Regions from separate parts of the Homo sapiens genome. Here region 1 is linked to region 2. Evidence: read pairs that join two places in POLR2A ChIA-PET (ENCODE). Cell type or tissue: PC-3. All regions are shown on one strand. Each heading gives the region's core, and the rest is flanking DNA. Links, peaks and the distances in the headings are about the cores only.

Region 1 (4,393 bases), core at 232-4,231, 48 kb before region 2:
TTTTAGTACAGATGGGGTTTCACCATGTTGGCCAGGCTGGTCAAGAACTCCGGACCTCAGGTGATCCACCCTCCTCAGCCTCCCAAAGTGCTGGGATTATAGGTGTGAACCACAATGCCCAGCCAGATTTATTATTTTAATGACTTAATAAATATTTTAAAATTTAAATATTTAAATTAAATTAAATATTTAAAAATTTCTCAGTTTTAATTTTTAATTTGGCAAATATCAAGAGAAAGACCATGTCAAAAAGATTCTTTGGGATCCTCAGTAATTTCTAGGTGTGTAAATTGATCCTGAGACCAGAGTTTGAGACTTACTGGTCTCAGCCACCCAGATAGCCCCATTGCCCCATCCTCCTTGCCACTAGGAATGGTTCATGGGTAGCCACAGGAACCACACTGATCCAATCAGAGGAAGTCTCAGGAATTTATTGGATGCTGGGGGAGAGATGCTTTCATGTTCTGCTAGACAAGAACTAGGCAGTAAGTAGCCTCAGAAGCTGTTGGTAAGACAGACATCTTGGACTACAAGAAGAGCTTATTTTAGGAAGAAAGTAATGCTGTGGGAAGCAGAAGACCACGGTTAGAAAGAAACCATTTCCTTTATGACATTTTTGAGTCACTAAATCAAACCAGTCCTGAAGTCCATCTTGCCTCCGTACATTTCACCTGTATGAGATAGTAAGTTCCTCTGTGGTTTCAACTAGCCAACCCCAGATGCCCCAACTGATTCGCTATGTACCTACTTATGCAACACAAGTTGCAATGATGAAATGAGGCTGGAAGGCAGAGAAGGGTCCAGGAGGAAAGTACCTAGCTCAGGCAAATGGGATCTTCAGCGGCATATGATCGTAAGCAGCAAGATTATAGCAGATTTTTACTTCTTATTTTTATTTTTGCTTTTCTGTATTTCCCATATTGGTCAACATGCATATGTATTGCTTTTACACTGAGGAAAAATTAGAACCTATATTATTACTTTTTTTGATAGTGCAATGACTGGCAGCGCAATATTAGAGAACAGGTTGGGGAATGGGATATGGCAATAGAACTCTTAGGCTAGAACTGCTAGCAGGGAAGAAAGAAGATTTGCAAGGGATGCAGATGGGCCCCAAAACCAAACTTACTTTCATTTACAGCTTTGCCAAGAGCCAACCTCAGAGATTCCAGGGGATGAACAAGAATCCCCAAAGGTTAAGAAATCATTAATTATGCCTCAGTCTAATTGGCTGGAATATTTGCAGGGAGAAAAATGTGGCCAACGTGAAGATCATATGTCAATACTGGAAAAGACTTAGGATATAATATTAAGTGAAAAAAATTAAAAAGGCAACACATCGTATGCAAACATCTATCATGTGGCCAAAAACTGGAAGAGAACTTGGAAAAAGAAAATAGTTGTGTTAGGGTGGTGGGATCACAAGTAATCTTTCTTCCTTTTTAACAAATCTGTTTTAATGTTGTTATAATGTTGTTTTTTGCAATAAGTAAAAATGTAGGGAGTCATTGGTTCAAATTACTGAGGTCTCAAAGAGGTCTCTCCAAACGGCCTGTTTCTTTTTGCCTGCCAAATGGCCCTCATCCCATGCCATGACAGAAGCTGTGCCTTCCCTGAGGGCCCAGTGTCTTTGAAACTGTTAGGGGTGATGCTGATGTGACTGATTTGTAGGTGGCCAGAAGGAAAGGCGGGAAGAAAGATGTTGGTGGCAGCCAAGACCGAGGAAGTCTGTGAGGCAGGAGGGGTGAGGGGTCCCTTGCCCTGTGACATAACCTTGTCGTGTTGGAGTTTCAGGCCCAGGTTACTTACTGAAGCATTGTCTTTTTATGTTGGACTTCTGTCTGGTCCCCCTGAGACGTTGTCTCTTCCGCAGGCCCTCGGGGGCTGGAGCACAGCTGTAGCCAACAGAACACAGGCTCTGTCTGCTGCCCTGAAGCACAAAGGAAGTTGGTCTCTTGAGGTTTTTCTAGGAATGTTTTCCTGTGAGCAATCACAGGAGAAGCGGGAGTAAAACAAACAAAGGAGGGAAAAAGATGACACAAAAACATCATGGGAAGGCTGGCGGTTGGCAGAGGAGGCTCAGATTGAGGAAACAATCCCTCATGGAATGAATTCTTCTGTTAGTGGAGTGATGCATATTGACAGATCCAGGCACATCTTCAGGCTGCCCTTCTGTCTGTCCCTCACCCATATATTCATTCTACAAATATTTGCTGAGAGCCTATTATGTGTGAGGCATCATGCTAAGTGCATAACATAAATTACTTCATTTTATCTTCACAGTGTCCCTTTAAGGTAGGGTCTCTTATCCCCATATCTTACCCAAGGAACCCGAGGCTTAGAGAAACTTAAGGAGATAAAACAACCTGCCCAGGGTCACAAAGTCAGGATTCAAACCCAGGATGTCAGAGTCCAGAGCCTGTTACCAGTAGAGGGTCCTGACAAATCAGTAGTCGTCCAGGTTCTTGGCGTTTTGAACAAAGAATTGGACAAAATGCACAAACAAAGCAACAAAAGAATGAAGGAAAGAAAGCGCAGATTTATTGAAATGAAAGTATACTCCACAGAGTAGGAATGGCCCGAGTGAATGGTTCAAGAGGGCTGGTTACAGAATTTTCTGGGGTTTAAATACCCTCTAGAGGTTTCCCACTGGTTACTTGGTTATACCCTATGTAAACAAAGGAGTGAACCGTGACCAGTCTGATTGGTTGCGGGAGGGGACCAGTCAGAGGTACTTTCCATTTTTCATCTGTGATGCAGTGCAAAGGGAGTGGCCTCTGATCCTTTTGTTACTTGGGTATGGAGAGGTGGGGTTTTCCATCTGATTCAATTTTAGGAAGTCAGTGCAAATCAGCCTTAGGTTCCCTGCCTCCAGACCTTATTCTCTTGCCTCAAGCCTACCTAAGTGATAGGGTTTGGCTGTGTCCCCACCCAAACCTCATCTTGAATTGTAGCTCCCATAATTCCTACATGTTGTGGGAGGGACCCAGTGGGAGATAATTAAATCATGGGGGCAGTTTCCTCCAGACTGTTCTTGTGGTAGTGAAGAAGTCTCATGTGATCTGATGGTTTTATAAGGGGAAACCCCTTTCGCTCAGTTCTCATTCTCTCTTGTCTGCCGCCATGTAAGATGTGCCTTTCACCTTCCACTGTGATTGTGAGGCCTCCCCGCCACATGGAACTGTGAGTCCATTAAACCTCTTTTTCTTTATAAATTACCCAGTCATGGGTATGTCTTTATCAGCAGCATGAAAACAGACTAATACACTAAGACATAGTCCTCACCCTGAAGGATCAAATGGTCTAACAGAAGAGAAAGACACTTCTAACAAACAAACAAACAAAAACCAGTAAAACAACAAGATAAGAGAAAAACTAACAAGGAGCCAAAGGCAGGGTGCAGTGGCTCACTCTTGCAATCTCAGCCCTTTGGGAGGCCAAGGTGGGAGGATCGCTTGACCCTGAGTTTGAGACTAGCCTGGGTAATATAGTGAGACCTCATCTCTACAAAAAAATTTAAAAAATTAGCTGGATGTGGTAGCTTGCACATGTGGTCCCTGCTACTTGGGAGGCTGAGGCAGGAGGGTTGCTTGAGGAGTTTGAGGCTGCAGTGAGCCATGATCAAACCACTGCACTCTAGCCTGGGTGACAGAGTGAGACCCTGTCCTCCCACCCCCAAAAAAAGAGCCCTAGGAGCATCAAGGGGGCACAGCAGAATCCGTCTTGGAGCTCAAGGCCACCTCTTAAAGGGGTGAGACTGGTTTTGAAGGATAAGGTAGGTATACTGATAGGCATATTAGTTTCAGGCTATACTTATTTTATTTCTGTGTAATACATTACCACAAATTAGATTAAAACGACACATCTTTATTATCTCACAGTTTAAGTCAGGTACAGTATAGCTGGATTCTCCACCCAGGGGCTCACATGACTGAAATTGTTACCAAAATAGGGCTTTGGTCTAAGTCCCACTACTCCCAGCACAGAAAGCCAATCACTGAGACAATAAGTATTGTCAGTGAAGAAGGCTTTAGTCTGTTGCTACAGCCAAGGAGATAGGAGAACAGTTTCAAATCTATTTCCCTGACCTACTAAAATTAGGGGTTTAGGCCAGGTGCAGTGGCTCATGCCTGTAATCCCCGCACTTTGAGAGGCCGAGGCAGGCAGATCACCTGAGGTCAGAAGTTCAAGACCAGCCTGGCCAATGTGGCAAAACCCTGTCTCTACTAAAAATACAAAAATTAGCTGGGCATGATGGCATGTGCCTTTAGTCTCAGCTACTTAGGAGGCTGAGGCAGGAGAATCGCTTGAACCCAGGAGGTGGAGGTTTCAGTGAGCCGAGATTGTGCCATTGCGCTCCAGCCTGAGTGACAAGAGCGAAATTCCATTTCAA
Region 2 (4,393 bases), core at 146-4,145:
ATAAAGGAAAAAAAGAAAAATTGGACTACATTAAGATCAAGAACTGCTGTCCATCAAAAGACATCATTTAAACTGGGAAAGATAAGCATAGACTGGGAGAAGGCATTTACAATATAGGACTCATGGCAATGTGAATGCACCATTCAGGTCCTCCTTTAAGAAAGGACCCCCTGTGGAGCTGTGAGGAGTGTGATGAACTCACGACGTCCTGCTTTTGGCAGGATGCTTCAGGTCCACATCAGCTTTTGAGCCAAGGTCATGCTCTTCTTGGAGGCCATCCTCGGCCAATAATTCAGAAAGGCAAAGGTAACCAACCGTGCTCTTTGCAGAGTATGCTCCAGCCAGTGACTAAAGAAGGCAGTGATACAAAGGCCTAGCTATTTCCACCTGAATCAGGGCTCCTTTGATGGGCGGTCTTTGCTTCAGAGCTCCCTATGGGGTTATCAGAGGCCACCAGGGCTGTATTGCAGATCGATGGCTCCCCTTACCCAATCCCATCTTCTTTCCTTTTCTTTCATAGTGTACTCCACAGTAAGCCTTTTACACTTCTACCACCTCAGTCTCTGCTTCTCAGGGAACACAAACCAGTTCAACTTATATAAAATATATTTTAAAAAAAGAAAAGAAAAGAAACAGCATATATAGAAAGAACTCCTAAAATCAATAAACAAATCGGTAGACAACCCAATAGAAAATGAGCAATATACCTGAATGAGTACTTTATGAAAGAAGATATGCTAATGGCCGGTAAACAAACAAAAATACATTTGTGTTAGTTTCCTGGGGCTGCTGTAACAAATTCCCTAATCATGGCAACTTAACACAACAGATATGTATTCTCAAAGTTCTGGAGGTAAGAAGTCCAAAATCAAGGTATTGGCAAGGCCTTGCTCCCTCTGGAGGCTCTGAGGAAGTTCCATTCCTTGGCTTTTCTCACTTCTGGGGGCTGCTGGCAGTTCCTGGCTTCCTTTGGCTTGTGGCTGCATCACTCCAACCTCTACCTCCATCTTGCCCTCACCTTCTCCAATGTGAATGTCTAACCTCCCTCTGCCTCTCTTTTAAAAGAACACTAGTGTATTCTTATAAATTATTAGTCTGTATTAGTGTATTAGTCTGTTCTCATGCTGCTAATAAAGACATACCTGAGACTGGGTAATTTATAAAGGAAAGATATTTAATGGTCTCACAGTATTATGTGACTGCAGAAGACTCACAATCATGGTGGAAGGCAAAGGAGGAGCAAAGTCACGTCTTACATGGTGGCAGGCAAGAGGGCATGTATGGGGGTACTGCCCTTTATAAAACCATCAGATCTCATAAGACTTATTCACAATCACAAGAACAGCATGGGAACGACCCTCATGATTCAATTGCCTTCCACTGGGCCCCTCCCATGTCACATGGGAATTAGGGGAACTACAATTCAAGATGAGATTTGGGTGGGGACACAGCCAAACCATATCATTCTTCCCTGGCCCCTCCCAAATTTCATGTCCTCACATTTCAAAACCAATCATGCCTTCTCAACAGTCCCCCAAAGTCTTAACTCATTTCAGCATTAACTCAGAAGACCACAGTTCAAAGTCTTGTCTGAAATAAGGCAAGTCCATCCCACCTATGAGCCTGTAAAATCATAAGCAAGTTAGCTTCTTCCTGAATACAGGCATTGAGTAAATAGACCCATTCCAAATGGGAGAAATTGGCCAAAACAAAAGAGCTACAAGCCCCATGAAAGTCCAAAATCCAGAGGGGCAGCCAAATCTTAAAGCTCCAAAATGATCTCCTTTGACTCCATGTCTTATATCCAGGCCACACTGATGCAAGAGGTGGGTTCCCATTGCCTTGTGTAGCTCCACCCCTGTGGCTTTGCAGGGTACAGCCCTTCTCCTGGCTGCTTTCAGAGGCTGGTGTTGAGTGTCTGTGACTTTTCCAGGTGCACGGTACAAGCTGTTGGTGCATCTACCTTTCCAGGGTCTGGAGGATGGTGGCCCTCTTCTCACAGCTCCACTAGGCAGTGCCCCAGTGGGGACTCTTTACAGGGGCTACAACCCTACATTTCCCTTCCACACTGCCCTAGCAGAGATTCTCCATAAGGGCCCCACCCCTGCTCCAAACTTCTGCCTGGACATCCAGACATTTCCCTAAGTCCTCTGAAATCTAGGTGGAGATTCCCAAACCTCAATTATTGACTTCTATTCACCTGCAGGCTCAACACCATGTGGAAGTTGCCAAGCTTAGGGCTTGCACCCTCTGAAGCCACAGCCTGAGTTGTACCTTGGCACCTTTTAGCCACGACTGGAATGGCTGGGATGCAGGGCACAAAGTCCATAGGCTGCACACAGCAGTGGGACCCTGGGCCTGGCCTGGGAAGTCATTTTTTCCTCCTAGGCCTCCAGACCTGTGATGGGGGGTGGCTGCTACAAAGGTCTCTGACATGCTCTGGAGATATTTTCCCCATTGTCCTGGTAATTAACATTGGGCTCTTTGTTACTTATGCATATTTCTGCAGCAGGTTTGAATTTCTCCCCAGAAAATAGGTTTTTCCTTTCTATTGCACTGCCAGGCTGAAAATTTTCCAAACTTTTATGCTCTGCTTCCTATTGAATGCTTCGCTGCTTAGAAATTTCTTCTGCCAGATATCCTAAATCATCTCTCCCAAGTTCAAAGTTCCACAGATCTCTAGGGCAGGGGTAAAATGCCACCAGTCTCCTTGCATAGCAACAGTGACTTTTACTCCAGTTCCCAACAAGTTTCTCATCTCCATCTGAGACCACTTCATCCTGGACCTTATTGTCCACATCACTATCAGCATTTTGGGCAAAGCCATTCAACAAGTCTCTAAGAAGTTCCAAACTTTCCCACATCTTCCTGTCTTTTTCTGAGCCCTCCAAACTCTTCCAACCTCTGTCTGTTAACCAGTTGCAAAGTCATTTCCACATTTTTGGGTATCTTTACAGCAGCACCCCACTCTACCAGTACCAATTTACTGTATTAGTCTGTTCTCACACTGCTACTAAAGACATACTCAAGACTGGGTAATTTATAAGGAAAAGAGATTTAATGCACTCACAGTTCCACATGGCTGGGGAGGCCTCACAATCATGGCAGAAGGCAAAGGAGGAGAAAGGCACATCTTACATGGTGGCAGGCAAGAGCACATGTGCAGGGGAACTCCCCTTTATAAAACCATCGGATCTTGTGAGACTTACTCGCTACCAAGAGAACAGCATGGGAAAGACCTGCCCCATGATTCAATTAATTCCCACTAGATTCCTCCCCTGGCATGTGGGGATTATGGGAGCTACAAAGATGAGATTAGGATGGGGACAGAGCAAAGCCATATCAACTTGCAATGGTTTTTAGGGCCCACCAGATAATCCGGAATAATCTACTTATCTCAAAATCCTTAACTTAATCACATTTGCAAAAACTTTACCACGTAAAGCAACATTCACAGCTTTCAGGAATTAAAGCATGTGATATTTTTGGGGGACACCACTCAGCCCACTACAACTTGTATTATTAGGCATCAGGAAAATCTAAAGGAAATGCAAATTAAGGTCACAATGTGCTGCTACTTCACACCCAACAGAATAGCTAAAATGAAAAAGGCAGGACCAAGCAGAGCTCTCATACACTGCTTATGGGGGTTATGCTGATATAATTCCTTTGTCAAATTGATTGGCAGCACCAACACTGAGTATGTGCATACTCTGTGGCCCAGAAATTCCACTCCTGAGGATGTGTCTAATTCTTTTACACATCTTTCCTCAAGAGGCAGAATCTATATCAAATGCCTTTGAATTATGGAGAGCTTGACAGTTCAACCAATAGAATGTGGTGTTTGTGGCACTATGAGACTCTGCAGACAGAAAAATTTCATAAGAGGCCTTCCACCTTCCATTTCTCTTTCTAGAATGATTTCTCTTAGATTCCTGAGTCTCCAGGCAGGGAGTTTGACCATATCAAGACCTTCCTGCTGTGAGGAAGCCTAAGTCACAGGGGCAGGCTATGGAGAGGGAACCTGAGGTTTAGTCCCAGGTAAGTGCAGGCTTCAACTTATTCCAGCCCAGACACCAGGTTTGTGAGCAAGAAGTCTCCATATGACTCCTGCCCTGGCATTCAAATCACCCCCAGCCATCCAGGTTTCCTAACTGAGACCCCAGGCAAGGTGAAGCAGAGCAAACCATACCTTCCATGCCCCATTCAAGTTCCTCACCCACAGGGCCCATGGGTATAATAAAATGAGTGTTGTTTGATAGTACTACATTTTGGGACACTTTGTCATGCAGTAATAGGTAGCTGGAACAATACCCAACAGAAATGTAAATTCATCAAAAGACAAACCTGAAAATATTCATAGCAGCACTTATTTGTACTAACCCTAAACAGG

The links. Peaks named below come from ENCODE experiments on the same cell type or tissue, not always from the same donor. Only the 100,000 strongest peaks of a DNase experiment are listed, where the experiment ranks them.
Region 1: POLR2A ChIA-PET joins it to region 2 with 5 read pairs; 7 of 35 experiments call an interaction of 5 or more read pairs at or near these places.

What each region holds. Positions count from the first base shown.
Region 1 is chr2:85,891,999-85,896,391 of GRCh38, forward strand. ST3GAL5-AS1 (ST3GAL5 antisense RNA 1) reads left to right here. Exons shown (of 3, transcript NR_110569.1): 3 at 1-254. Among named protein-coding and RNA genes, the nearest start is that of ST3GAL5-AS1, 4.9 kb to the left of the region's middle. In PC-3, for the core only: no CTCF peak of the experiment used is centred there; a DNase peak (open chromatin) is centred at 2,033; H3K27ac peaks cover 1,120 bases.
Region 2 is chr2:85,940,391-85,944,783 of GRCh38, forward strand. No RefSeq gene overlaps it. Among named protein-coding and RNA genes, the nearest start is that of ST3GAL5-AS1, 53 kb to the left of the region's middle. In PC-3, for the core only: no CTCF peak of the experiment used is centred there; no DNase peak of the experiment used is centred there.